Linked DNA regions of Homo sapiens: region 1 is linked to region 2. Evidence: chromatin loops called from intact Hi-C (ENCODE). Cell type or tissue: Calu3. All regions are shown on one strand. Links, peaks and the distances in the headings refer to the core of each region. The heading gives the core; the rest is flanking DNA.

The links. A loop is a pair of places that touch in the nucleus more often than their neighbours do. Peaks named below come from ENCODE experiments on the same cell type or tissue, not always from the same donor. Only the 100,000 strongest peaks of a DNase experiment are listed, where the experiment ranks them.
Region 1: it touches region 2 in a loop (2.5-fold over the local background); 2 of 110 quality-filtered maps call a loop at or near these places.

What each region holds. Positions count from the first base shown.
Region 1 is chr5:170,503,071-170,518,622 of GRCh38, reverse strand. KCNIP1 (potassium voltage-gated channel interacting protein 1) reads right to left here and starts at 14,603. Exons shown (of 8, transcript NM_014592.4): 1 at 13,990-14,603. The coding sequence starts at 14,050. In Calu3, for the core only: a CTCF peak has its summit at 9,627; no DNase peak of the experiment used is centred there.
Region 2 is chr5:170,563,134-170,578,685 of GRCh38, reverse strand. The region is part of intron 1 of KCNIP1 (potassium voltage-gated channel interacting protein 1); the gene reads right to left. Among named protein-coding and RNA genes, the nearest start is that of KCNIP1, 67 kb to the right of the region's middle. In Calu3, for the core only: no CTCF peak of the experiment used is centred there; DNase peaks (open chromatin) are centred at 5,985, 6,615, 7,115 and 7,995.

The DNA of each region.
Region 1 (15,552 bases), core at 4,729-12,728, 60 kb after region 2:
TCTGATGTGCCTGATAACCCCCGCGTTATCTTCAAAGATGAAACATTTAACTCTGATGAGTTCATCCAAGAGAACAGCCTGTGTCTTTCTGCAAGTTCATCCCTTCATTTCACAAATATTTATTGAAGACTTGACGATGTACCAGCCATGGCACTGTGCCACGTGCTGGAATGCAAATGTCAAGAAAGCAGCTTACATTAAAATGATTCTGAAAGTACCAACCAGGAATAAGAGAAGAAATCTGAAGGCATGGGCTGATTTGTCTTATTCTTTCCTACTTTTGACAAATACACCTGGGGGAATTCAAGTTCTGGGGGTTGGAAATCCTTCTGTGCAGCCTAGTCAAAGAAGATAGTTTGGACAAAGGGAATGATTGCCTTAAATTCACCAGTGCTGTTGACACCACTACCACTATCATCCTTCCAACAACACTACTACTTACATCACTATATAATCACCACTGTCACCACCATCAGCCCTACTGCTATCATCACCACTGCCACCATCACCACCTTTCATCACAACTATCACTACCACCACACCACCACCATCACTATCATTATGACCACACCACCATCATTACTATTATCATCACCACCATCACTATCGTCACCACCACCTCCATAACCACCACCATCACTATCACTTCACCATCATCACTACCACCACCACCGTCACTACCATCATTACCATTATCACCATCACCGCCTCCATAACCACTACCATCACTATCACTTCACCATCATCACTACCACCACCACCATCACTACCATCATTACCATTATCACCATCACCACCTCCATAACCACCACCATCACTATCACTTCACCATCATCACTACCACCACCACCATCACTACCATCATTACCATTATCACCATCACCACCTCCATAATCACCACCATCACTACTACCATCACCATCACCATCATCACCACCGTCACTATCATCACCACCACCACCATACCACCATCGCTGTCATACTACCATATCACCATCATTACTATTATCATCATCATCACCATCACTACCACCATCACCATTGTCACCACCACCACCACCCTTATAATCAACATCACCTATACTATAATAATCACCATTACCACTAATATTGTAATCCTCCATCATCATCATCATTATTGCCATGAAGCCCCTACTGTCATTACTGTCACCAACACCTCTGCCATCATCAACAATATTATCCCTTGATATGGTTTGCCTCTATGTCCTCACCCAAATCCCATGTTGAACTGTAGTTAATAATGTTGGGGGAGGGACAAGGTGGGAGGTGACCAGATCATGGGGGCAGTTTCCCCCAAGCTGTTCTTGTGATAGTGAGGGAGTTCTCATGAAATCTGGTTGTTTAAAAGTATGTAGCACACCCCCCTTTGCTCTCTCTCTGTCCTACCACTATGTGAAAATATGCCTGCTTCCCCTTTAGCCTTCTGCCACAGTTGTAAGTTTCCTGAGGCCTCCCCAGCCATGCCTCCTGGAAAGCCTGTAGAACTGTGAGTCAGTTAAGCCTCTTTTCTTCATAAATTACCCAGTCTCAGGTAGTTCTTTACAGCAGTGTGAAAACAGACTCACACATCCATAATATAATAATTACCACCACGAATAACACCATCCCCATCACCACCATCACACCACCATCACAAACATCATCACCACCACTATCAAAATCATTATTATTGCTATGACCATTATTGTCATCTAATACTGATCCCCACCACGTATGCACTGCCTTATAGCTTACTAAACACATTCATATTATCTCACTAATCCTCATGACAATCCAATGAATTGATACCATGATTGTTATTGTTTAACAGATGAAGAAGCTGATATGCAGAAAGGGGCTAAACAATTTCTTCAAACCACACAGCTCCTAAACGGTAAGCTAGGACTGGCCTTCAGTTCTATTTCACCCAACACACCATATCTTTTTCTCTTCATCAGCTCTAAGCTGTTATGGAATGGCCTCCAATGTGCTATGTTTTCACACCAAGCCACAATCTTTGATGTTCGTATCTTGTGAATATGCTGTTGGCGGGTGGGGGAGATCCTCAAAGTCATGCCCAAGTTTCTCTGCCGCATGAATTCTAATTAAGGAATCCCAAGTCTTTGTGCATCTCTGTGAAATATCAGTTCAAGTCACCAAGTACCAGTCTTTTGCCCAGTACTGTCCTGGGATGCTCGAAGATGCTGAGAAGGGAAGAAAGAAAGGTCCAGGTCTCTGAGGAAAGGTCACTCTTGCTGGAGAGTCAAGCGTGTTTACAGGGAATGATGATAGAACAGTTCAAGGTAATCAAAGGCTAAATCATGGGGACAAATAGTAAGTTCCCTGGGAGAGGAGAAGGAGGAATCAAATGTAAGCTGCAGTGATCACGGGGAGACACTTAGGGGGACAAGGGTGGTGCTGAGAGGGCACAGTCTCGATCCCTACTTGCTTGGTGCTTTCCTCATCCTTGCTGTCTACTACCTCCTAGGACCTTGTCCCATTCTCCTGAACATGGACAGCCTGACTCTGCTCCTTGCCTCCCACTTCTGATGGCATCCTCTTTCTGTTAACATCCTCCAAGTCACAAGCATACAAAACATCACTGTCAGTTTTCATTTCTTTCCCCTTCTTGTTGCCTGCCTCTGTGACTTTGCTTATCCTGTTCCTTCTGCCTAGAACTTCACTAACCTACATTCTTGCCTGGGCCAACCCCTAGCTCTTTTGTTGAGCTCTAATGCCGCCTCTTTCGGCCATCTTCTCTAATTCTCCAGCCCCTGCCCCTCAGATAGAGGTGCTTTCTCCATCCTCTGAATCCCCACAGTGTTACATAATCTATAATGTCCTCTAAATGCTCAGGTCCAGCCTAGTCCAGTGATTCAGCATGCAGGCACTGGAGGCAAACCATCTGGGTTCGAATCCTGGCTTTTCCACTTATGAGAAGTGAGACATTGGACATTTGCTTATGCCCTCTAGTCTTCAGTGTCCTCATCTGGAAAGGGTCTAGTAATAGTGCTCACTTCCTGGGGATACTGTAAGGCTTACATAAAACCAAGTTGCTAAAGTGTCTAGCACATAGCATGCTATAGGTTTGCTGTTAATATAATGATTATGACCAGAGAGAAGTTCCTTGGGGACAAAGACTGTGTCCAACATAACTCTAATTTTCCAGCAGCTTCTTCTTCAGGGGAAGGCAGATGGGAACCAGACTTGCCTCCAGCAGAGGCTACATGATATGGACCAACGTATAGAGTGGTCACTTAGCAAGGGAAAAACCAGGGAGGAGGGAATGGTAGTACCAGGTGAGAACAGATGCAATAGGCAATCGGGAATGACAGAGGGTCCCTGAGAAGATCAGGACAAGATTCAATGCTCATTGTAGTCCCAGGTTTTCCTCCCTCCTCTTATAATGCACCCTGAGGACATATCAAATCATAAGGCGCTTCTAGGAAATGAGTGAGGCCTGCATTTGGAGTGTCAACATCAAGGGCTTTGGAAGTGGCCAAAGCTGGTGTGAACACTGTTCTTCCACCAGGCATCGGGGCACTTGGGCAAGTCACTTCTTCCCAAGCCTCAGTTTCCTCATCTATAAAATAGGGGGATCAGTGCCTGTCTCTCATAGTGTGAGATTTCATCTGTTACATGGGAATAATCACACTACCTACCACATAGGGTTGTTGTGAGGATTAAATTAGCTTAATGTACCGAAAGCGCTTAGAGTGGTACTTGGCACAGATTGCTATATAAATGTCACAAGGACGATTTAAATGTTATGTTTGTTACTGTTGTTATTTTGTCAACACCTTGCACAGTCCTTGGCATGCAGCAGGTGCCCGATACAGATCGGTTTCTTTCCTTTTCCTGTCTGGTTCCAACTCCAATGCTGAAATACCTCACAGGCACACTCAAGAGATGCTTAAAGCACTAGCAAAGTAGAGGCATCAAAAATTGTGTTTTGAAAGCACATTTTATTTCAGAAAAGTCACTAAAGTAGTCAACATGGGAAAAATCCAAATTTGGCAGACTTCCTTAAACTTATTTTACTGTTTCTCCTTTGAAATGCCTGTGTAGCCCTTGGTGGGGTGAGGCAGGGCGGGGCAGTGGTGGGAGGACCTGATTATTTTAGTGTCAGGGCCTACAGGGCTTAGAGTCCTAATCAGCCCAGGGCTGGATGTATGCAAAGAGGGAAGAAGACAAGGGGAGCCCCTTGCTGCCCTGATTTCGATGGGTGGGGAAGCCTCCTGAAGACACCCCTGCTGAGTGCACAATTTGGACATCTGGGAGAGTCATACATGGGCGAATCCCAGAGATGGAGAGAAAGTGCAGCCTCAGCCACACGGATGCAAATGTGCCAGCTTCCCCCAGGCAGCTGGGAGCTTCATGGTCTCCACCAGAACATCCCTCACTCTGGGTCCAGGGTTGGCATGGGTGAGGAGCTGATGGGGCCAAGAGGAGGCTGTCATTTTCAGTTCCTGGGAGTTGGGAAACTAGCTGTAACTGCTCAGCCTCTTCCTGGGGCTCAGAGGCTTGCTTGTCCTGGATATGCCCTCCAGCTGCAGGCAGGAGCCCAGGTGGTGGAGTGCCTCGCAATCAGATCCACTTCAAGTCCTTGCTTACTAATCACTAGCCAATCAAGAACCTCCCTGCATCTACGTTTCCTACTCTGCAAAGTGAGAATAATAATGAAACCATTACAGGACTCCTACAAAAATAAAAAGATTACTTTTTTGGGGGATCCCCACCAACAGAGAGGTCCTACTAGACCCCCTGGAAAAGGCATTTGACTTTCATTCCCCAGGCCCTACCTGTGTCTGTTTAGACTCCTACTTTAGTCACATTTTCTGGCTTCAAATCCCACACAAAGGCTCTGTATGTAAACCAGGCTGCCATCCTGCTCTGGGATTCTGAACATTATCAGTGAAATCCATTATGCAGGCAAGTCTCTAGTTGCAGTCCACATGGCTCTGTCCTGCACCCTGTTCTGGCCCATGTTCTTAGAAGCAACTTAGATAAAGACCTAGAATGCCTCCTTATCATTTCTTCAGGTAGCAGAAAACTTGGAGGTACAGCTAAGATGATGGCTGGTGGAGTCAAGATTCAGGATCTCTGTTGGCTGGAATAACATTTAAAATGAGTAAACTAAAACTTAATGGGCGTACATCATCCTGCACTTCTTTGTTGTTAAAAAGAAAGAGAGAGAAAGAAAAACAGACAAGCTTGATTGCAGAAATGCAAATCTGGAAATCTGACTTCTTAACAATTTATATGAGATGACCAGGGCTGGGGTTCGGATGTCAGGCCTAACACTTGAGCTGTGTGATTGTGGGCAAACCACTCACCTTCTCTGGATTCTATTTTCTTATTTGTAAAATGAGGCTTAAATCAGAAGTCTTAGCAAAAGCCTCTTCTGGCTTGATATATAATTTTGTGTAATACAATACACATAGTTCCATAATCTGTACTTTAGGCCAGTATTCCTCAGACTCCAGTGGGCATATAAACCATCTGGTGATCTTGTTAAAATGCAGGTTCTGACTGGGTAGGTCTCACTGAGTTGAGGTTTTTTTTTTTTTTCCAAGATGGAGTCTCGCTCTGTCGCCCAGGCTGGAGTGCAGTGGCGCGATCTCGGCTCACTGCAAGCTCCACCTCCTGGGTTCACGCCATTCTCCTGCCTCAACCTCCCGAGTAGCTGGGACTACACGCGCCCGCCACCACGCCTGGCTAATTTTTTTGTATTTTTAGTAGAGACGGGGTTTCACCGTGTTAGCCGGGATGGTCTCTATCTCCTGACCTCATGATCCGCCAGCCTCGGCCTCCCAAAGTGCTGGGATTACAGGCGTGAGCCACCGCGCCTGGCCGGGACTCTGTATTTCTAACAAGCTCCCAACTGATGCTGAGGCTGTTGGTTGGAGGAGCACACTTTAAGTGGAGTAGACCCAGATAGTAACAATTTACCTTTAGCGCATTCTGAGTGCTGACCGCTGCATCTTACATGCATGACTGCATTTAATCCTCATAACAACCTGGGAGGGAATTATCAACAATACTTTCATTTTCTAGATTATGTAGAGATGAAAGTTCACAGAAGCGAGGTAACCTGCTCAATGTCACACAGCTAATGAGTTGCAGAGCCAGGATTTGAATTCTAGGTCTGCCTAACCAGGAGTGTATGCTCATAACAACCGTATAACATACGCAGGTGATTTGGGCCAACATGTGGCTAAGGAGAGAAAGGAGATGAGCAGTAAGGTACTTGCAAATGTACTAGCAAGTTCTTGTGTTTTTTTCTTAGCAGTGATAACCACTTGTAAACCGACTGATCTCCTTGCCCACCTGGACCGTGTGAAAACTCTGATCCTGGTCCCTGGTTCTGAACGTTTGCAATTCTAACATACTTGGAAGATATTTAAACACTCTATCTTCACTGACAGGCAATGATGGCTATAACAAAGAGAGAAAATTTTAGTTCACATAAATGATTAGAGCAGAGGAGAGATGTTTAATCCTATTAATGAATTTGCTAATTGGCCTTCTGCCCCCAATCATTTCATATTCAGGCTTCCACAGTGTCAGATGAAATGGAAACAGATCTAGGGGGAGGCGGGGTTGGGATGGGGCTAAAAGCATTTTGCTCAGGGCCTGCACGTAGCTCAGTTGTTCCGTGTGGCTAATGAGGTGCTTCAGTCTATCCTTGAATGCCTTCTCCCCAACATCCATGCACCCGTTTTGACTGTTTTTCTACTCAGGTCCCTAAGGTTCCAGAGGCAAAGCCAGGAGGAGAGGAGGTTAGTATGGCAGTTAGAAGCTCAGGGTCTGGGATCAACCAGAACCAGGCTCTGCGATTCCCAAGCTCTATGACCCTTAGTAAGGCACTTCCCTTTTTAGAGCCTCAGGTTCCTCAACTGCAAAATGAGAACTGTAATAGCATCTTGTCCTCCAGGGTTGGGGTTAATAAAATAACACAGGAAAGAGCCGAGCAAGGTGCCTGGCACTGGGTGGAGGCCAGAGTCATTTGAGCTAGTATTATTATCCTTCCTGGCGGGTGACCTGCATTTTCATACCTCACTGTTGGGAATTGCTTTTACCATCTAAAGTTGACAGCTTCCCTTAGGAATCACCAGAGAAACTGCTTAGAATGCCAGTGACCATGGATATGGTGGCTCGGGATCTCAGAGGGCTGGAATCAGAGGCCACAGCTCAAAGGGATGGGGAGATTACCAAGGGTAACACCGTCATCATCCAAGTGGAGCAAGGCAGAAGGAAGGGGCCTGTCCTGAGATGGGACAAAAGGCAGCAGCAAAGCCAGCACTGCCAACTCACCTGGTGTGCAGCACCATGTTCAATTCCTTCTTGGCCCTCACGTGGCCCTATAGGGAGACACTGTCATTGTCCCCATTTTTTAATTTTTATTTTTTTTGAGACGGAGTCTCGCTCTGTCATCCAGGCTGGAGTGCAATGGTGCAGTCTTGGCTCACTGCAACCTCCGTCTCCTCGGTTCAAGCGATTCTCCTGCCTCAGCCTCCTGAGTGACTGGGATTACAGGAGCATGCCACCATGCCCGGCTAATTTTTGTATTTTTAGTAGAGATGGGGTTTCACCATATTGGCCAGGCTGGTCTTGAACTCCTGACCTCGTGATCTGTCCACCTTGACCTTCCAAACTGCTGGGATTACAGATGTGAGCCACCATACCTGGCCCACTGTCCCCATTTTATAGAAGAGGAAACTGAGGCCTGGAAAGGCTCAGCTATGAACCAATGAAAGGGAGTTCAATCCCAAGACTCTTATTTTAACGCGGTGCTCATAGCCATAATGCAATCCTACTTCTAGCTTCCTGATTTGAGTGGAATGTGGTTCCTACTTCCCCCCACCGCACCAATGAGGCTTTTAGTCTGGCCTTGAATAACAAGATTTAATCCAAAGTACTACTCCCATGGCTGGGGTACGGGAAGCTAGCAATATCCCAACTGACTACCACTACTTCCAGAAGGTGACCTATTTAAAATACTACCCGGAGGAAGGGGAAGCATTTAAAGAGATGTTTCTCTGAAGGCCCTAGGACTCTTAGGCTCTCTCTCTCTTTTCTAAAAACTGTTCCTTCCCTGCCTGATGAATGGGAACATCAGCTCCACGGCCATTATGCAGAATTTTGCAGAGCTTCTCCCCAGGAGCAGACCTGGATTCCTCATCTGCACCGCCGCATTCTCACACCGCTCAGAGCCATCAAGAACGCACACTCTGGCCCATCCATCCTTACCTCCATGCCGCCAGCATCCATCAAGCCTGGATGCAGTGTCAGGCCTGACAGAGGCCCTGGGATAAGACTCAGTGCCTGAAAGCTAGTCAGAGAGATAAATGTGTAAACCCATAATGACAACCTCATAGTGTGTTCAGAATTGTAGTTAAGGGAAGCAGCAGCAGCTATGGGGAAAGAGAGAAGGCAGAGATGTGCTCTGCCTACAGAAGCCAGGAAAGGCTTCCCAGAGCGGTGGCATTGAATGAGGCCTTGAAAGATAAGTAGGAGTTGGCCAGGTGAATGAGGAGATGGAGGAAGAGGGAGGATGAGGAAGCCAGAGTGGATCTTAGGCAGGGAAGCAATGCTGAAGGACAATTGTGGGACTGGCTAAGTGAACAAATAAATGAGTGGATAAATATACAGATTCTGATCTCACCCAGGCAAGGGTGAACGAACCTGAAATATAAGGGAAGACAAGGGGAATCACTGTGAGTCAGTCCCTGCTTTTGTTTCAGCAAAAGAGTGAAAACTTAGAGACATCTCCTCACCTTCTCCAAAGACACTATACACCTACCAGTATCCAAAAAATTACCAGGACTCTTCTTGACTGAATTTATATTTTTCAACTTTGGGGAGATGACTATCAATGCTCTTTGTGAAAAGATAGGCTGTTAATTATAGCTGTTCTGGCACTTCATCATTCATTCATTTATGGACATATTCATTCATTCATGTGGTCATTTATTCGATCATTCTTTCTGTCATTCAGTTGATAATTCATTTGTTGCTTCATTCATTCACTCCTTTACTGCTTCCCCCATTCATTCAATCATTCATCTTTTCACTTATTTGTTAAAGCATATGCTCACTTATTCACTTACAGATTTACAAAGCATTCATGGAGCAAGGCCCTTCCAGGCAGACAAAGAGGTCTAAGCCTTGGCCCTTTTCCAGAGACCAAGTCAAAACAATCCCACTGATTTTAGGCAGTAAGTCCTTCTCCTCTGTCTTCCATTCTTTTCCATCTCTCTCTTTCTGTTTATCTTGAGCTCCATTGAGCTTCTTCTGGGATTGAGGGACCAGAACTGTGCCTGGTGCTGGGTGTGGGTTCCTCATACCTTTGTGATTATGAGGGAGTGGGAGTAGAATCACTGTTCTCAGCACTTTCCTGCTAAATGGTAAACAGATTCGGTACATTTCATGGACAAAGTCAATTCAAAGCCAGCAGACCGAACAACAGAATTCATTCCTGGCAGAGGGCTGGTAACTGAAATTCCGGTGGGAAGCTAACTTTTCCTGCAGGGTCTGCAATTCTAGCAAATAATGGAGAGTGGCCAACCATTCCATTATTTATAGTTTACTCTAGGAAAATTTTTATTAAGTACCTACTATGTGCACAGAACCAAGCAGAGAGTTGTGAAGGATGAGTTAGACGAGCTCCTACCCCCAAGAACCCTGACCTCTGGTGGTGGGGAAAGGGGGTTAACACCTCCGTTGATTGTCTAATTCCAAGCGCGATTGTGAGTCATAAGAAAATGTACACCTTAAAAGAATATGGGAATTCAGATGGGAGAAATCACTTCTCTCTGGGGCTTGGAGAAGGCTTCCTGAATATGGAAATTGCTGAGTGAGGTCTTGGAATGTCGGTGGAATTTTAACTATTAGACAAGGCAGCAAGGGGTGGGGTGGGAGAGCATTATAGAATTAAAGGGACAGGCAAAGATGCAAAGATGGGTAAAGACCAAAGCACAAACATTTCTATACATCAGGATTCTCCTTTTGCAGATAAAGAAACTAGCATTTACAAGGTGAAATGACTTGCCAAAGGCCTGCCCCTTGGGCTCAGGACTATGTGACAACACGGCTACTGCTTCTCTATGCCTGTCTGTCTCTTGTCACTCTCCCATATCTTTAGGTTGAAAATGCTGCCCTGACCAATAAACCCTAAACCCAGTCTCATCAGGTACACTCTGCTTCCATAAGTTCCCTGAGGTGCTCATTGATCTAGGAGCAAATATGGGACTATCGGGAACATTCCCATGTTTGGCCCTATATTAACCAGTACCCTATTAACTCACCGTGTGGCCTTAGAAAAAGCATCTGATAGCCATGGGGTTGAGTCATAGCTCACCTATGCTATGACTATTCTGGAGATCCGAAGCTCAGCCCTTTCAGAAAGTTCTGCATGCTTGCACTCGGTCATGGAGGATTTCTAACCCAGCCACCCCTGTAGTGTGGGATTATTTGCTTCTAGGCAATTCTCTGTTGAGATGGCCTTGGTCTAGTGATGTTGTCCCTAAATTCTCCTGCCCCGCTGACAAGCCCAGCAGCTGCACCTGTATGGTCCTCCTCTGGTTCTCCTCAATGCCCTAGCCTGTCTCACTTACCCATTCAAGGCCAGGAGCAGTGTCCTTGGTGTGTCATGCACATGCAAAACTGCTAGAGTCAGAAATTCTATCTGGGACTGGGATGCAGAGGCTGAATCCCAAAAGCAGGGCTCTCCTACTTTTAATTAAAGACACACAAAGATCCCAAACAGAGAGAAGGACAGGAAATGAACCTGAATATTTTTATTCAGTGGCATGGCTCTTAAATTACTTTAGATTTCTGTTGCCTTTAGAGAGCGCTCCCTGAACACCCAGGTTGGGCTGGATATCTTCTTGCAGCACTAATCATGCAGAGTTTTTGCCCTATTTAAAAACTATGTATGTTTCTAAATTGTATTATCAAGGCATTCAGGATTTTAATTGAGCAGGCTTTGATGTTTTCAGGACAAGCCACAGAGTAGAGGTCAGTGAGGGTTGAAGCAAGGGACGAGCATCTGTGTGCTGGGGTTTTTGGTCCTAGTTATCTGGATAGGGCTGGATAAGGTTTCCAGAAATGAGCTGTTAAGGCTCTCAGATGTACTGCCTACTTCGAAAATGGCCTTACTCTGGACATTTGGAAGCCCCAAACAATAGAGCCATAAATTGAATAGTACCTCAAATTTGCTGACCACTTATGTAGCAGAGACTGTGCTAAATGCTTGACTTGCATGATCCTTGAAATCCACACAACACAACAGCTATTTTAAGATGGTAACTACTACTATCTCTGTTTTATAGTTGAGGAAAACAAGGCTTAGTCATACAGCTAGTAAGTGGCAGAGCCTGAATTTGAACCCAGCAGGGAGACTGATTCCTGAGTTGAAAAATCCCAACTGCTCTCTTCCGGTTGCTTCTAATTAGATCTGAGCCTCACGTCTCTGAGATCATAGCAGCAGCTCTGGTGAGAGCATCAACCATAAAAATATTAGAATTTGAGAACCAAATGGAACCTGAGGAAATGCCTAATGTAAGTTTCTCCCTTTACAAAGAAGAAACCGAGGCCCCAGTGGGGAAAAGTGACCTGGCCAGGATAGGCTCCCTGACCACTAGCCTCCTCAGCCAGGGCTTCCTCCAGGTTTCCAAGCTGCCTCCCATAGAAGGGTCTTCTGCTGATTAGCATTCCACTATGCAAGGCAGTGAGATGACTGTGCTTCGGGGGCAAATACCTGGGGGAACATATGCAGCTGGACCCCTGGACAACTCACGCCAGTGGGCTTTGTGCAGGAAGGGCTGAGTGCCCAGTGCTTCGATAGCTTGTCTTGGGAGTCCACCCATTGGCCCCGAACCTGCTATGAGCCTCAAACGAACATTGTTGTGAGGGTTAAATGAGAGTTGTTGATAAAACACCGAGCATTATGGCAAGCACACAGTAGGGACACACTGAATGCCAGTACCCCCTCTTCTGTTTCTTAGAATCCGAGGAGACAGAAGCAAAGACCTTTGTACTCTGGGAATCCTGCAGGAATTCATCCAGGGTGAATTCCTGGATGTTTGGGGCAGGAGAAGGAAATGGTAGACAGCAATGTCTGAGCTCTTACTCTTTTCCCAGCCCTATGCACGGAGCTCCCTATTCATCATTCATTTGATTCTCACATCCTTACAACAACTTCCTCTGGGTCCCTGGTGGCTGCAGCCAACACAGTATATGAGGCAGAGTCTTCCCTTCCTCTACTTCCTACATACCCTTCCCTCCGGGAAGTAGCATACGAATTTCATGGATGAAAAACTGAGGCTTAGGGAGGTGCGGGGGACTTTCCTAAGGTCCCAGAGGCAGGGAGTGATGGAGCTGGGATTCACACCCAGACTCCACTTGACTCTAGGGCTTGAGATCTTTCTGTGACACCCAGCTCCCAGGAGAGCCACAGGCATTGAAAATATTTAAAAACAAGCCCCTGACTTTCCTGTCCCCACAGTCCCCTGGCCTCTGAGACCGCATGGTGGTCAGACAGATGATGAGGGAGAAGACCTATATTTGGCGCTGAAAATTGTCCCCAGTCAAGCAGCATCCCAGGATCTGTGAGAGGTGAGGCTTAGAATGTCAAGGCCTTGGGCTGAGCTTTGCAGACCTGTTCTGGTCAGGACTGGTAACAGGACAACCAGTCCCTTCCTTGCCAGCAGGACATGTAACTCAGCTGGACAAATGGGCCAAAGCCTCTTCCTATGTTCTAGGATGTAAATGCCAACCCAGCTTCAGCACCTAAGATCTGCACCCAGAGATCTCTTTCCTCGGGGCTCAGCCAGCCTGATGCCCCTGGGAGCTGGGCCAGAAGCTGGGACCCCTTCTTCCAGGGGGTTTCAAGGACAGCTTACTTATGGAGATCTCTGTGGTTCTAAACAGGGTGAGACCAACCAAGTTCTAAGAGGAGACTTATTGTTCACTTGGGGTCCCTTACCCCATTACACTTCTACTCACTATCAGGCCTGTAGGGTAGGAGCTTAACTCCCACCTGTATCCAGGATGGGGGCTCTGATGGTAGAATTTGAATGTTTAAGTGTCAAGCTGCTTAAAATCTTACCACTCGTAGTGACATTTGAACATTAAACAAAACAAAACCCATCATTTCCCGTTTCCTAACTGCTTCCAGTCTCTTTATTCCAACCACTAACTTTTGAACTGCTGGTAAGGAGACCTGCATTGTCCTCCAGGGCCCAACACACTGGTTCCAACTTCACCTGGACCCATTTGAGGACTCTCCCACGGATGGTGAGATCAGCCATGCCTCGGCTGGGGACAGGTGGTGAAGGAACAGCGTCCAGGCAGAAGAGACTCCACGATATTATGCTTTTTAATCCTTGATGTAAGCTCAGCTCGCAGCCAGCCCTTCACGGTTGCTCCTCCTGACTCCCGGAGCCACCAGGACATGAGGCCTGGGAGTTTTACCCCTGGCAGCAGCTGATTCCTTTTGGCTTGCAGAGGTTTTGGGGGTGCAGACAGAGCACTCTTCCTGATGAAGGGACTCGCAGGTCTGCACCTGGCATAGCCGCCTAGGAGGAGTGTGGGAGTGTGGCAGCACCCTCACTGAGTGCTCAAACGCCAGCTGTCATGGGAATGGGAAGAGCTTCACCACACTTCCACCAGAGAATCCGGTCACCCCCACCTGTGAACATGCCGCTTCCTTCGGCTCTCAGAGATTTCCCCAGGAGGAGAGTCCCGACACCTGGTGCCCCAGAGGGGTCCAGTTGCCGCTGGGGCAGACGTCCACTCCGGCTCCCTCCTCTGGGTGTTCACACCAGCCCTCCCGCCGATTTCTCTCTCCTTTGGATACAAGCACCTGTCCGGGCTCCTCGTGGAGAGGAGAGTCCGGACTAAGGGAGGCAGGTGGCACAGCCCACCTCGGCGCCTAGCACCCCCAAGCCCAGACAGGGGAACAAAAGGAAGAAGGTGGCTTACCTTTCGAGGGTCGCCTTTGTTTGGTTTGCAGAGATGAGAAGGTGCCCATGACGGCCCCCATGGCAGCGAAGACTTGAGTGCGAGTTGGGACCCCGGGCCCGGCCCCTCCCCTACCCTGGAAAGAAATCCCCGTGGTTTGTCTACTCTGAATTGGAGGAGAGAAAAGCGCCCGGCAGCTCGCCTGCAGCTTGGTATTCAGCAAGCGTGGAGGCGAGGCTAGGAGGCTTCTGGCTTCCTTCTTCAGCCCCGCACATGCAGGGACTCAGGGCTAGCCGCTCCCCGCGAGCCTTCGGAACCGCTTCCCCGCGCGAGGACCCGGCCCGGCGGTTCCCTCGCCCAGGGCCGAGGACGGTGCCCTGAAGCCTGCCTGGCACTGGACACGGGGCCAGAGCGGCCGCCCGGCCGAGGCTGCCGAGCCAGCGCCGCGTGCGGTGCGGGAGCCGCCGTCCGCCCGCCCCTCCTGCCGCACACTCGGCTCCCCTCCCTGCGCTCGGGCTGGGTCTCGGAGGGCCGAGTACCAATCATGAATGAACAGAGCCCGGACCGCGCGGCGCGGAGCCACAGCGCGCCCGCCTGCTGCCTGCTGCCTGCTGCCAGCGCTCGGGGCGAGAGTCGGAGCGGCGGAGGGGGCGGCGGAGGGGGCGGCGGGCGGGCAACTACGGAGGGGCGGGGCGGGGGCGAGGGCTGCACGGTGGGGGCGGGGGACGCCCAGCCCTGCGCCCTCACCCCTGCGCACCCTCATCTGCCGGGGTATGTGCGGGAGCCCCGGGAGCATGTAACCCTAAGAGACAGACCCGGGGCCAGGCACCTGGCTGATGGGTGAGGTTCAGGGGGCAGTAGATTGGCCCCAGGGAGACTGTGTGTGTGTATGTGTGTGTGTGTGTGTGTGTGTGTGTGTGTGTGTGTGTGATGTGCGTGCGTGCGTGTGTGTGTGTGTGTGTCCCTGTGTGTGGTGCATTGTGATTTCATTCGACTTCAAGGGAAATCTTATTTAACCCACTGCCTGAACTCATGGGGAGGGGGAAAGTCTGCCCCACCCAGAAAGGGGTGAAAAACACATCCAAATGGGTGGTCATGGGAAGAAGGTGCCGTCCTGCTCCGCGGGTCCTTGAGGGTTCTGCAGAATCCTCCTATGGCAGGGCCCACCTTCTAGTGACAGGGAGTTGGGGAGGAGAAAGGAGCCCTCAGCCCCTCTGGGCCCTTACACTCTCATTTTTCTTTTTCTTTTTTTTTTTTTTTTGAGACGGAGTCTCGCTCTGTTGCCCAGGCTGGAGTGCAGTGGTGCGATCTCTGCTCACTGCAACCTCTGCCTCCCAGATTCAAGCGATTCTCCTGCCTCAGCCTCCGGAGTAGCTGGGATTACAGGCGCCCACCACTAGGCCCAGCTAAATTTTTTTGTATTTTTTAATAGAGACGGGGTTTCGCCATGTTGGGCTGGCTGGGCTTGAACTCCTGACCTCAGGTGATCCACCCGCCTTGGCCTCCCAAAGTGCTGAGATTACAGGCGAGAGCCACCCCACCCGGCCTGCTCTCTCATTTTTCTGTTTCTTTCCTCCTTGGTTC
Region 2 (15,552 bases), core at 4,719-12,718:
TTTAACTTTAAGATGACTTATTTGTTATTTCATTGCTTGGTCCTTATCGCCTGGAATGTAGCCTGCACCACTTTTCCCAATGCCACATTCTTAGATAAACGCTGCCAGCTCTGCGGTGATTCTCCACGGATCTCATCCCTGATGATCCCCTCTCTCTTTTGAGAGTCCCTTCCATCTCCTCATGTGCACAGTCTTTCTGATGGCAGTGAAGAAACACAAGGGCCATAGGCCTGTTCTCGAGGTCAGTCAGCCCAGTGAGAAAGATTTGCTCTTTGGATACACTCAGGCAAGGCCAGTTCCCCCACTCCCACCCTCCACTTCTGTCCCTCCAGAGCCAACCATCCTCTTCTATCAGGCACTTTCTCAGACTCTTTGAATCTCACCTCATTCAATGATCTCTGAACCATGGCACTCAGAGATCCCTGTGTGTAGCCTTTCCACTGTTCTCAGTCTCCTCAGCATCTGCTACTGTCTACTAGATTCCTCTAGTTTTCTTTCCCCCCTTCTCACTCTGTTGTCTCCGTGAAGGTGAGAGCCTTTCATCTGCCACGGGGCCTCTGAGGTTTAGAGCAAAGCCTGCCTACCACATAGTGGGCACTCAAGACATGTTTGTTGACTGAGTGAATATTATAACATAGGCTTTGTCCTAGTAATTCCACGTCTAGCAATCTATCCTAAAGTGGTAGTCAGGGTAGTTCAAAGTTGTTCATTGACACATTTTTTTTAGGATAGCAAAAAATTGTAAAAAATTTAAAATCCATCAAGAGGTGATTGATTAAAAAATTCGTCACATGGAATAACATGGACTTTGCAGTCAATATCAATGAAGCTCTTGACTTACAAACATTTAGGTGACTTTCAAGTTTTTTTGCTGTTGTAAGTAACACTTCATTGAACATCTTTGTTCTTATAAATGTGCTCATTTCTATTATGTCCTTAGGATAAGGCCCTAGGATCTGAATTATTGGGTTCATAGTATGAACTCTTTAAAAAGTCCTACTCTTTTCAAATTCACACGCTGTCTCCGAAAATTCATTAACAGAATTACTTAGAGCACCTGAGAAAACACTGTTTCTTTGTTTCTTTAACCTTTTTTAATCAAATGAAAACATTATTGCCCCTGAGTCAGAATTAACAAGTGAGACGGTCCATATTAAAAGATTCAGTTAGAATGAAGACAAAGGCATCATATGAGCTCTGACATTCACACGCAACAGACGCATAAATGGATTTCTCATCCGCTCCAGCTTTTGACTCAATGTATCCAGGCAACAGAAGTCTGGATTTAATAACAGATGTTCGCCACATAGCAATCACCATATAATGCCAGGGTAGACTAAAACAGCATTTTATCAACCAATAAATGTGCTGTTTGCTTTATTTTACCATGTTGTTCTTCAGTTCCCTTCAGAACCGAGAGGACAGATTGAGTCACTCGGCATCTGCTGGGAGCAATATGCTTGGCTTCATTTAAAATGAAAAATCAGGTCTGTGTTTACATTTTTCACCAAAGCATGGGATCTGATGTACTAACACTCCCAACTGGGCTAGCCGGAAGGGCTTTCAGGAAAATCTCAGGGAAACTGGGACCAAAGCAGGAAGTCAGTCACCCTCTTGGGAAAGACATATGGTGACCCTTCACTTCAATCAACCCCACCAGAGGGAGGTCCAGATTTCCCCCACCCATAGAGCAGGGTTGCAAGAGACCCCTGCTGGGTCCCTTCCCACAGCCAGCAGCTCCCGCCTTTGAAAAGACGAATCGACCAGCAATGCTTGAATAATGATCTATGTTCAACCTGTAAATTTACAAATACACAGAAACTATTTTCTCAGCAGAAATACTTCAAAGGGGGCAGCCAAGAAGAATGCCATTTTGAGTCAGTCCAGGTTGACTGAGATGAAATTGAGGAAGTGAGACAGAAGCAAACATTTGTTAGGCATGTACTTTGTGACAGGTACCAGGTTAATTTTTAAAATGTATTATCTTATTTAATGGTCTCATTTGTAATACTCATTTGTCCCCACTTTAGTGGAGGAGACAGAGGCTTGGAGAGTTGAAGTCACTTGTCCGAGTGGCTAATAAATCATGGGGTATGGGGGCAGAGTGGAGGATCAATCCTGTGCTTGCATTGGGTATGTCCAGTTGTATTTGCTAAAGATGCTTGCAACAATATCTTCCATCCCACATGCTCTTTTACAACTCTGGCCAGTTACCTATTAAGAAATGGAGTCTATGTCCCCATCTGTGAAACTGGGTGGGCTTCTGTTACAATATCTACCAATAGGGTGTGATAGAGGTTACACTATGTGACCTCTGAGGCTAGGTCTTAGAAGGCCACATAGCTTATATCTTGCTTCCTGGAATACTTACTCCTGAAGTCTTTAGTTGTCACATTCTGACTGCCCTGAGGTTACCATACACTGTGAGGCCCAAACAAGGAGACTGGGGAGGAGCTTTTGTAGAGATGAGCCATGCTTATGCAGAGTGCCCCTGCTTATAGCTTTCAACTGATAGCCGGTATCCATTTGGCAGCCCTGAGAATAAGCCATCTTGAAAGTAGATCATCCATGTCCCAGTTCAAGTACCCAGCTGACTCCACATGGAGCAGGAAGAAGCTGTCTCATCCAATGCCTGAATAAACTGCAGGCAGTGAGCAGAATAAATGATTTTTATTGTTGTAGAGCATTGCGTTTGGGGTGATTTGTTACACAGCAATAGCTAACTGATACATTGGAGAACTCAGCAGATGATTAAAAGAGGTCCATACAATCTAACTCTTCAGTGCCTGGGTTAAACTTTTCAGTAAAACGAAAAAAAAGTTTTCCACCTAACAGTTGTAATAAGGTGAATTGCTAAGAAGAAAGACCAATTATTTTTAGCAGTCCTCTCCCACTCCCACATTGGAAAGTCAAGCCAGAATTTTGCTTCTAAAGGCCCGTTGAGAACAACTGTGCTCCCTTTGTCCAGGAAAGAGGAAGAAGCAAAGTGGGCTGAGGGGGTACAAAGGAAGCAAGTGGGAGGACTAAGTGAGGGGTGATTTTGAGCCATTCTGCAGAGCACAGCCTAAAGGATGGACAGATCAGCACACACAAAAGCAGTGTAGGCATACAAGCAAGATTAAAAAATGATCACTGCCCCAACCCAAGAACCTGTCTCCAACTTAAGCTTAGAATTCTTATTTAACAAGACCCTTTCCTAGAAAGGGGTAGGAACTTCCCTATGTAACTGAGATTGAATTTTCTGCCAGGTGGCAACTTTGAACAGCTCACACATATTTAAAGATATAATACAATTGGTATTTCTTAAACCCATTTTTCCTGCTTAAACTTAAGTAACATATGCCCTATTAAAGGGGACATTTTCAGTAAGTGTTGACTTTACCATAATGTTACTTAATATGTACAGACATAAAACTTAGGTATAAAATCCTTATGCTTTTTAGCTCTTATTCAGCTATAAAACTGAAACAAATTTCCAAATTAAACACAAATACGACTGCAAAACCAATAAACTTCAAATTAACAACATTAGTTTAATGTGAGGTTGTTTGGTTGAAATGGGATTGCTGCTTCCAGTATGACTGCAGTGTGGGTTCACATTTTTTTTTTCCATTCTATTTCACCCTGCCTCTACTGCCTTGTACTGTGATGGCTTAAGTCTCCCAGGGCTCTTTTTTCCTGGAACTGCTGGAAAGCTGTACAGCAGGTCTTCGAATACTGTTGCTTCATATAACATTGATGAAAAACAAACAAACAAACAACAAACCCTGGCAGAGCCACTGTCTGTGTGGAATCGGCACGTTTCCCCCATGTCTGCACGGGTGTTCTCCAGGGACTCCAGTTTCCTCCCACGTCCCAGAGCTGTGCATGTGAAGTGAACTGGTGTGGTCCCAGTGTGAGTATGTAGGTGTGTGTGAGTGTGCCCTGCCATGGGATGGCGTCCTGGCCAGGGTGGGTTCCTTCCTGGCACCCTGAGCTGCTGGGATGGGCTCCAACCACCTGTGACCCTGAACTGGAATAAGTGGATTGGAAAATGAATCAGTCAATGAATAAAAGTAATTGTAAAATAAAAATTTGTAAAGCAGAAGATAATCGTACAAATGCAAGGCAATAAACCATGTGGTATGGAAGTGCTTGGCGAGCCTGCCATATCTGTAATTGTTTTTGAACTGTGTGGTAGGAGGAGGTGCTCCTGACAACTTTTGCTTTCAAACATTTATTCCTTGATCCAACAGACCACCACTATGACTGCTGGCACTCGCTAATTCACCAAACTTGGGTAAATAATTATCTGACTTGTTTTGCTTAATCTTTCTTAAATGCATGTATAGCTCATATTTATTTTAATGCTTAGTGTTACAAGTGTTTTGGGTCTTTATTTAGAAGTTTGGTGATGTTTTTGTGCCCAGAAATATGCCCAAGGAACTTAACTCATTTCTTTCAATTAGCTTCTGGTCAAATTGGTTTCTTTATATGTCTTTTCACTTAATAAAGTTGCAATATCAAAGAACCTGTAGACAATAATGTGAGGACTTACTGCTTTCTGTAGCTGCAAATGTTCTAAGTGCCTGAGTCCTCCTCTATTTTTATTTTTCTCATTAGCCCTATGGCAATAAAAGTAAAAAACCCAGCTATTTGGTGCATTCTGGGTATCGGGGGTCCCACTTGGGTCCCTCTGCAAGGAGTTTTTCTCTATTTAGCAGGAAAATTTATGCAGAGGTTGCAATCCAAGAACTTGAACAAAACCACAACAGACAGAGTACCCAACTCAGCTGGAAGCACAAACATAAGCCACTAACATCACATTGCATAGGTCAGGAATTGTCCAACTTTCTGTCTTGGCCCATATAGTAAATATTTATGGCTCTATGGGCCATAAGGTCTCTGTTCCAATGACTCAACTCCACTGTCTTTTTTGCAAAGGCAGCTACAGATGAATGAGAACTGCTGTCTCAATACAACTTTATTTATGGACACTGAAATTTAAACTTCATATACTTTTCAAGTGTCATGAAATATTATTTTTCTTTTGATTTTTTTTTTCTCAATGGGTTAAGACCATGAAGCCATTCTTCAGTAGTAGACCTTAGAATAACAGGTTGGAAGCTGATTTAGTTCACAGGCTGTAGTTTGTGGACCCCCAACATAGATGGTTATAAGGTGATTAAAACAGACAACCTAAAATAGTAAATTGATGTTTACATGATTATTATTTGATGAAAAATTTTAAATTTTGTAAAGAGGTTACCTGGAGAATTCATAGACGCTGGAGAATATCTCCCAGGATTTGAGTTAGAGAGGCACTGCCCTGGGACATTCCTGGAGAGCAACCATGCTCAATTGGGCCCCAGGCAAGAGATTCAAGAGTGCTCGAATTTCAGAGGGCAGATTTCCCCAGACCGCCAGAGCATCACCTTTCCCAACTCCCAAGGATAGATAACACACCAGGTGCATAATTAAAGTACCAATATTACCCTAGACTGTCCACAGAAGCCTTGTAGTAACTCGAGTTTCTGCAAAAGAAATTGTTCCTTGCCCAGCCAGCTTGGAAAAGACTGTGTGTGTCTGTGTCAGGGTCTTGCATAGGAGAGCAATGCCAGAGCCGAGGTGGGAGCTCTGGGCTGGGGACTGGCCCCTCTGCTCTGCTGCTTAGCAGCCTTGGGCTTCTCTGCCTCAGTTATTTCAAGTATAAAATGTTACTGCCAAGGCTCCTTCCCAAATATAACAGTGGGTGTTATGAGGCTTAAATGAGATGGTATAGGTAATGTTCCTGGCACCGTATCCGGAATAGAGTAAACATTCCATGGATAGTGGCCATTAATAAAGTCACACTAAATGATTGTTGTTGGATAGTTGTTTGAGCTTCCCTGAGTCCCATCTGTAAAGAGAGCAGTCTCAGGGGTGGTTTGAATCCGATAGCACAGAAACATGTGCAGCAACCTGTGCCATCAGTCATCATCAGCCCCGCCCCAGAGCTTGTGTTTGTTCCAGCAGCAGAGTCCTGAAATGAATATTTCTGTTTCAGTCAATAACATTGTACAACTTGTGGTGAAAACTGAGAGGCGATTAATCATTGAAACTGGAAGCATTTGATCCTATGGCAGAGAGGAAACAGGAACAATGTGCGAGTGATTTCTGCACACCACGTATGCCTTGATCTTTTAAGCGCTGCCTAGTCAGGTTATAAATATTTTTCCTTTGGCGCTGGGGTTTGCTGAAGCTTCAAGAAAGCACTGTGAGCGCAAGAAGGGAGGGTTTTGGGGCCACACAAATCCCAGCCATTCGGTGCATTCCGGGTATTGGAGGTCCCACCGGGGTCCATCTGCAAGGAGCTTTTCTTTATTTAGTGGGAAAATGTGTGCAGAGGTTGCAATCCAAGAACCAAAACCTCTCAGCAGATGTTGCATTTGGCTTGTTTATTTTGTTTTTGTTTGTGCCTGTGCGTGTTCAATTGAGGCAGCTCTTAAAAATTGGGACATTACGCATACAGTCGATTTCCAGCTCCTCTTGAAGTCAGGAAATCTGGCTGCACTGGTTCACATTTCCTTGGGCAATACCAGGCTGAGGTTGAGAAGCAGCAGCCTCTTTAGACAGGCTCGGTGCACCTCCATTCACCCCAGCCCCCATCACTTCCTTTCATTGTTCCTACAAGTAGACTACTTGGGCTGTCATTACTGTGCGTAGGGTGCTATTTGTCTTATAGTAGAGATATAGTTCTCTGTATTCACATCTCTATTAAATGTGAGGAAATGAAAGATAGATCAGGAGGGATGCATTTTTCAAGAAAAATGATGGAAAAGATACTTTCTTGTGATATTGAAGAATATTCTTCGGTATTTTGTAGGCGAAGGGCCAGCTCTGCTCACTTGCATGCTTTGTCTGGCCCACAGAATGACCTATTCCCTGAGCCCCCAGAAATGTCCACATTTAAGCACGGTCCCATTATTGACATAACTCACTCAGCCATTGTCTACTGAGTGCCTGCCATGTACCGGCAACCCTGCTTAGCCCTGGACTGTGGTGAGTCAGATGGACGTGCTCTCTGTCCTCCTCCAGTCTGGCCAGTAAAAGGAATCCCAACAATTCAAACAAGTAACCCCAACCAAGTGCTGGGTGCCGTCATAGCAGAAAAGCCCTGGCCACGGTGGTATAAATTAGGGGAAAAATACCTAGGAGTCAGCAGTCTTTCCAGGAAGAAGTGATGTTTCAACTGAGACCTGGAGGTGGAGACAGAGCAAGTTGCTCCAGTTGGGGAAAAGCCTGCGCACAGGCAAGAAGGCAGGAGAGAAAGGTGCTGGAGGAACTGGAGGAAGCTAAGTCTTGCTGGAGTATACAGCATGGAGGTGAAAGGGCCAGGGAAGAGATGAGTCTAGGGAGGGATATGACAGCTGGGCTGTGATGGTCAAAGGGTTAGTGACCTAACTGGGTTCTAATGTGCATGGATGAATCCCAGTAGCCAGAGGACAGCAAGAGTCAACCAGAGTCCAAAAGACAATGTGGGGGAAGAGGGAGGAAAGTGAGTGAGGACCGGGCAGATGGTGGAGGCTGGAGAAGGACAGCAGGGGACCTGTGGGTAGCACCTCCTTCAACATTTTTGCAGCAGTCCTCAGAATCTGAGCGTGACCAAAACACAGAGAACAAATTGCAGGCTTCCAAGCTGGATAGATCTAGTTGAGCTACTTTTTGATTGGCTTTGGGACACTACTTATCATTTTTTAGCCTCAGTTTCCTCACTTATAAATCAGGATAATGACACATACCTCCAGGAGTTATCTGAGGGTTAAATGAGGCTAAAAGCATCTGGCACTTAGTGGGGGACTTAATAAAGGTAAGCTGATTTTCAGTTGACTTGGTTATGAATTTTAAAACCTGATACCCAGCCTGGGATGACTTAGCTTTATTTCCTCCCAGGAGGCATCTCCTGTTCGGTGTCCCCACCTGGGAGGAGCCCTCCCCAGTCAGTGCCGGCCGTCTGTCGCTGGTGCTCCAATGCTGACCCGCCGCCTGGCACGGGGCCACAGTCATAATTACCACTTCTGAATCGATTCCTTTGAGCCCTTTTGAGCAGGCTGAGGAATGCTGTGATTAAAATGATTTAAAACCTGCCTCTATTTCACAGCTTTTAATATTTGATAAGATTTGGAACAAGGGGTGAGAGCAAGGCAGGAGATCTGGCAGTTTACAATCCCAGCTTCAGCCTTCTCAAGTGCCTATTGGGGGCACTCAAAAAAGGGGGTGGGGGAGAGAGTATGAATTTGAACATGTGGGGAAGTGTAACAGCGTGCATTTTCCAAAGGAGACAGGCATGGACAGATCAGCTTCTCCTTCTCCCAGGTGCTTCATGGCTTTGAATGCCAGTAATGATTAAGATGATTATTATGAAAAGCATGATCAGAAGAAGACTATAGCAGCTATCATTGATCAGGTATCCAAGATATGCCTGTAAGAGATCTATTTTCCCAAGGATCTTTAATTTCCCTAAGGATTTTATAAGGGAGTGTGATTTTTCTTAATTTTATAGAAAATAGAGGCTCAGTGACTTTTCTAATATCACTCAGCCAGTTACTGGGAGAGCTGAAGTCCACGCTGGGCTGGCTCTGCCACGTACGACATCGTAGAGCATCGGAGCAGAAACAGGAGAGTGTTGCAGATGGGCAGGGACCTTAGATGGCTCTCCTATCCCCATCCATGACAATGGTCCTAGGGAAAAACAGCCAGATATCAAATGTCTAGATGCTTTGCTCTTTTCATTACTTTGGTGCATTTTTAGGCTCGCTCCATGCTAAATTGCTTCCTTTTAACCCAATTTTGATGACTCTGCTAGAACGTCACTGAGGGCAACTTCTTTGTCTGGATGGAAATCATAATCCTAGCAAAGCTAACTAGGGTGAAGGCTTACTAAGTGCCAGACACCTTTCAACCTCTTTAAAAAAAAAAAATTAGAGACAGGGCTTCGTTCTGTCTCCCAGGCTGGAGGGCATTGGTGTGATCATAGCTCCCTGCAGCCTTGAACTTCCAGGCTCAAGCAATCCTCCTACCTCAGCCTCCCGAGTAGCTAGGACTACGGTGGCATGCCGCAAAGCCCAGCTTGTTCTACCTCTTTTTCCACCTGGTACCTCACTGACTTTGTCCACCAATCCTATGAGTGAAGTACTATTGTTATCTGTATTTGACACATGAAGAAACTGCAGCTCAGAGGTGTTGGGAAGATTATTCAAATAACTCTGATAGGAACCTGGACTGCCCTCTGGCATGGAAAAGACAGTTCGGGCCTGCCCAGAGTGAGGTCTGAGAGGGTCCCCAAATGTTTGCCAAGTGTCAAAAAGAATTCATGTTTCTGGAAAAGCTGGTCCGGGAAAGCCCCTCTCCTGTTGCACACAGCAGCGGGGGGTGGGGGTGCAGATTTTGGGAGCTCCATCGACCTGGGTCAGAACGGGCTCCTTTGAAGAAGCTTGCAAAGTTGCTCTGTTCTCTAGATTTCAGGAAGGTAGCAAAATATTCCAGGTTACTGCTAAAGAGGTCTGTCTACCTTTCTGAGATCACCCCAGGACCCCTGGAGGCCATGGTTACTGGAAAAGGGTTTCAGGGGGCAGCACTTGGAGCTTCCCACTTTCTGAGGGAAGAGAGACACCAAAGCCCATCCTGGGGATGGTCACTCAGTCATGAAAATTCTTTGTCTGGATGGAAAGCTATCCCGATCCAGCAGAGGAGGCTGGGTGACAATATGTCATCCATTAAAGTCCCTAATAGGAGGTAATGTGGGAGATGAAAACACAAGCCTGGGTAGCCGCAGAGAAAGGGCCAGAACCAGAATTTCAGCTCAATACAGGTATATATTAACTTTCTTTTGTCTTTTCTTTTTTGAGATGGAGTCGCATTCTGTCAACCAGGCGGGAGTGCAGTGGTGTGATCTTGGCTCACTGCAACCTCCACCTCTCAGGTCCAAGTGATTCTCCTGCCTCAGCCTCCCAAGTAGCTGGGATTACAGGTGCCCGCCACCATGCTTGGCTAATTTTTTTTTTTTTTTTTTTTTTTTTAGTAGAAACGGGTTTCACCATGTTCGCCAGGCTAGTCTCAAACTCTGACCTCAGGTGATCCACCCGCCTCGGCCTCCCAAAGTGCTGGGATTACAGGTGTGAGCCACTGCACCCGGCATGAACTTTCTCATAGTCTGAGTGGTCTGTAGAAGGAATCACCTGTCTCAGGAGGCGGTGAGCTCATCAGCACCAGAAGTGTGCAAGCCCAGGACACATAAGTGGGATGTTGTGGAGGGTACTTAAGCATCAGGAGGAAGTTTATGGACTTTAAGATGCCTTTCAGCCCCTAGGAGCTTAGTAAACAAAGAACAGAAATTAATCTCTATTCCTCCATGTAATCTTAGTGTTCAGCACAGTGTCTGGGACATACTACATGCCCAGGAAATGTTTGCTGGATGCATGAAGGATTCTGCTGCAGCAGATATGCACCAGAGCACTCAGAAATACTAATGAGGGAATTATGTTCCAGCAATAAGAATGGCAACCACAACAACACATTTGCAAAATCCTCTACAGTTTAGGTGATCCACACAGATGTAACCTCTGTTATCGATCCCATTTTTATAGGTGAGGAAACTGAGCTTCAGAGAGAGGCAGTGACCTATCAAAGGCCACATCTGTAGAAGGTTGCTGATCAGGGATTTAGAACTCCATTGACCTGGCTCCGTAGCCCGTGCTCCACACACCCGAGCCATCCTGACCTTGGGTGCAAATCTCATCCTTTGCCAAGGATGTAGCCTGGGCCCAGGGCAGCTCTTTAATGAGCCTCTGCTTTTGTGCCTGCCTGCAGTGGGACGTGTTGCTGTGCCCAGTTGAAGGTGACCTGCTCCTGACTGTGGGGGCCAAGAGTGGCATTTCCCATCATCCATTAACAGATGGCCTCTGGTAGTAAAGCACGCAGGCCCCTTGTTTTGTTTAAACTGCTTTCCAGAACATCATCACTTTGACCTCCATCCACATCCACCATGGTGTTCTCCATCCAACTTCTGATCAGAAAGGCTCCTCACCAATGGCCCTTCCCCCTGGCGCTAGCCTCAACTGTCCTTCCCCATTGCTTCTTGATCTTTGCTGCTTCTGTGATGATTGTTAGAGCCCAGCCCGTCTGAGCTCTGAAGCTTTTTTCCACCTCTGGACTTCTCTTTGCCTGATCTCCTCTATGATCCTCATCTCCTGACTGACTACTTAACTTCCTTTTGTCCTTTGGTTCATAACTCCTTTTCTGACCTCTTTTCCTCCTAGCTTCCCATCTGATGTTTGGTCTGACTTCTGACCTCCTCACCTCCTGTATCCACCTTCTCACTCATCCTTAGATCAGGGTTTCTCCCCAGCGACACTATGGCATTTTGGACTGGATAACTGTAGTTGGTGGGGAGGTCCCCAGGCCTTGTAGGATGCTTAGCAGCACCCCTGGTCTCCCTGCTCACCAGAGATTAGCAGTGAGTAGATACTTAACCTGGTTGTGCTCATTAAACATGTCACCAAATATTGCCTAACATTCTTAGGGGGAAAACCACTGTATGCCAAGAACCACTGCCTCTGACCTAAGATGGCCTTCCCCTGCACTTCAGGCCCTGACTGTATCCCACTGTCAGGGACAACTGGGATTTATGCATTTCTGTTTCTAGCTTTTCTAGGTAACAGCTCTGCCCAGTCCCTAAGCTACAGACCCCTGCCCTTCTGAAGCCTAAATCACACTCTTTCTCTGAATATCCAGGTGCTGGCCACAGACTTTCTGTTCGTGGTACTCCATGCCATATCTTCCTTCTTCCTAATTCCTCGTGCTTGTTTTCCTCCTTTTCCTGGTTTATGATTTGCATTTTAATAACCAGTTCAATTTCTCAGGTGCTTTGGGTGGGTCATTAATTTCATGGTGCTCCACCGTCATTAACAGTTTTGCCCCTGACAACCAGGGACCTGTTTAATCTCCATCCTCCCCCTCCTTGGCTTTTCTTTTTGCTTTGATCCATGCCTTCCTCACTGGCCCACTCTCTAAGACAGAAACCAATGCTGTTTACATCTATCAATGTAGACTACGAGGTCTCCTGAATCATTGCAGACCTGTTTCCTGAGGGACATGTGGTGGCATGGTGTGTGGGGGAAAGCATGGGCATTGAAAATGGATAGATCCTGCCTTGGTCCCTCCAGTCCTTGTATGACCTTGGACAAGTCACTGAATTTCTCTGAGGCTCAGTTTAATGCAGTGTTTCCATTTTCCTTTAAAAGCTTAAATGAAAATACATAATAATACGGATAGTTGGCCGGGCGCGGTGGCTAACGCCTGTAATCCCAGCACTTTGGGAGGCTGAGGCGGGTGGATCACCTGAGATCAGGAGCTCAAGACCAGCCTAGCCAACACAATGAAACCCTGTCTCTACAAAACAAACACACAAACAAACAACCAAACAGACAAAAAACCAAAAATTAGTCATGCATGATGGCAGGTGCCTGTAATCCCAGCTACTCGGGAGGCTGAGGCGGGAGAATCGCTTGAACCCGGGAGGCTGAGGCGGGAGAATCGCTTGAACCCGGGAGGCAGAGGTTGCAGTGAGCTGAGATTGAACCATTGCACTCCAGCCTAGGAGACAGAGTGAGACTCCATCTAAAATAATAATAATAATACAGATAGTTCAGAAATTAAAAGACAACAAGTTTCCCCCATAATTGTCCTCTTCCACTCTTCATCCATATACAGATATTTTTGCATTGTTGCTAATAATATCCTGCATTTGTCCATTTTTGTCATTTCCCTACATATTAGGCATCTTAACACTATGCTGTGTCATATGAAGATGAGGTGCTTGGATTTAAATACCTTATCTAATTGCTTCTGAAAATATTCCTGGCAAACAGACATTGTTTCCTTCCATTTCGCAGATGAATAACTGAGGTCAAGAAGTCCCACATGGAGAAAGTGGCAGGATTAAAATCCTAGTTTTAAAAATCCTAGTTTTTCCTACTTAAAACACATGCCTTGAACCAAATAGCATATTGCTTCTTATATAAAATTAATGGACTTGAATGAGATAATGTGTATAAAGTGTCTAACAGTGCCTGGCACATAGTAGGTACTTAACAAATGTTAGGTATTTTTCCTTATGTATTTTTTTGGGTAATAAATAGAAACTGTGAGTGTTTAGAGAAGAACAGAGTGTCTTTGAAAGATCTGCCCTTTCCCTGGCCACACTCTCTACTCAGTGTAAGTTCCTTTAGGCTGAAATAAAATCTGTCCCTGAGCTTCCTGCAGTACCTTGGCCAGTGCTTATATAAATAGATACTGATTTGATTATTGGTTAAAGCAACACGGGAGGTGCAAGTCACATCCATGGTGACTCCATGGGGAGAGGTGAGACTGGCATGCTGCTGGCCCATGGCTACTCTCAGACAAGGGCATTTGCATAACTGGAACTAGCTGTCCCCATCTCTAATAGAGATCTGAACGTCACTAATTGGCAGGCAGAGGCTGTGTTCTCTCTGTGGGAATCAGAAGGGAGCAGAACGTGTCCTGAATGTTAATTTTCTCATCAGCCTGCTCTTGGTGGTGGGGAAAGAGAAGGGGAGATAAAGGAAGGTTGAAAGGCACAACTTGTTCACACACAGAGCTCTGGTCTCGCAGCCATTTCATTAAAATGTACGGAAGTAAAATTAAAAGGGCACAGGACTTGGGGCCAGGTAACCTAGGTTGAGTTCCTGAATCTCTTTCTTACAAGCTAAGTCAGAAACAAATCTCTCAGTCTCACTGAGCCTCAGTTTCTGTATATGGCAAATGAAAAAAAAAGTGTAACTGGTAAAAACAATTGTTGAATGAATGGATGAAACCTGATAGATTTTTCAAAGGGATGTGACATCAGCTATATAATTTGTCTGTTTGTTCTGCAAGAGTGTAAACAGAAAAAAAGTTTCATAAAATAAAAAAAAATTGACAAACCACATGCAGGCTTCTGGGTGAAGGATGGACAAGAATCTCCCACCTCCCATGGCAAGAACAATACCACGTCCCAGCACTGTGGTGCACACACCTGGCTGGGAAGTTATTTGAGGTGTTTTCTTAAAATATAGATCACGGGCCACATCCCTGGAGAAAGTGTGGTTCAGTAGATCAGGAAGGTGGGGAAAAGCTAGGAATCTGAGCTGTTTTTCCTGTGCCCCCGCAATTCACCCTGGAGGCAATGCCACGGTCAGTGCCTAACAGCTCGGTCTCCTGCTACCTCTTGCTTTTGATGATTGGAAAAACCAAAAGACGTGTCATAGGAAAGATGCTGTGCTGTGCAAATAAGTGTTGTAGTCAGTTTGCCTTCCAGGATCCTTAGAGATGTTTCAAGGACATCTGAGCAGAGGCGGGAGAAGATGAGAATAGTGTGAAGCTATAATTTGTGAACACTCCCAGAACACGAGTACAGTTTTTAATATATTATTAGCATCTGCTGCTGTGCTGATACACAATGTACCTTAAAAACATAATTATAGAAATTAAAAATGATAACATAAGAATGTATCAATAGAAGGCCCAGTGATTTCTTTCTGCATCTCTGAGATTCAGCAGATTGTTATTGCATAGCTGGTTCGTAATGTGTTTACAGTGCACTGTGACGTGGTTATGGAGGAAAGAGGACGTAGGGTGGTTGGGGACTCTGTGTGTTTATAAAAGCAGAAGGAAGGGGTGTGTTGGGATAGGAATCTTCCTGAATATGCCCCAAATGGTAGAAACTTAAAACGCCTGATGCAGTGGCTCACGCTTGTAATCCCAGCACTTTGGGAGGCTCAGGCGGGCTGATCACAAGGTCAGGAGTTGGAAACCAGCCTGACCAACATGGAGAAACCCTGTCTCTACTAAAAATACAAAATTAGCCAGGTGTGGGGGCACATGCCTGTAATCCAAGCTACTTGGGAGGCTGAGGCAGGAGAATCGTTTGAACCTGGGAGGCAGAGGTTGTAGTGAGCCAAGATTGTGCCATTGCACTCCAGCCTGGGCAACAAGAGTGAAACTGTCTCAAACAAACAAACAAACAAAAAAAAAAACAAAACACCTTAAAACTAGCACATACCTCCCATTGCAATTGTAAACTGTGCTTATGACTTTGCATTCTTACACAAAGGTAAGATGTAGCTGAGAGCAATACAAAGGAAATCTCTTACATCATTTATGCCAAACACCCAGTGCAGATCCCCCACCTTAGAAATCTCAGGCTACAGAGTGAGGTATGGGGACAGGATGGGAGAGGAAGCCCTGTGTGTGAGCAGGTGATGTCAGTGTTATAAAACTGGCATGAGGATTGTGGGCCCGAGTCCAGCAGTTCCATCAATAGCAGCCACTGGGATGTAATTCCAATAAACTGAGCAACTGATTGATCCAAAGTCGGAATAATCACTAGCCTCCTTCCCTTTACCACTGGGCCTGCAGGGCTGGGCAGGGTAAACTCTACTCCAACCAAGGTGAGGAGCAGCAGCGCCTGCCAAATCAGTAAGTGAAATAGTCATCTGCACTCTGGAGGAGTGGGGGTGAGTAAATGATAGTTGG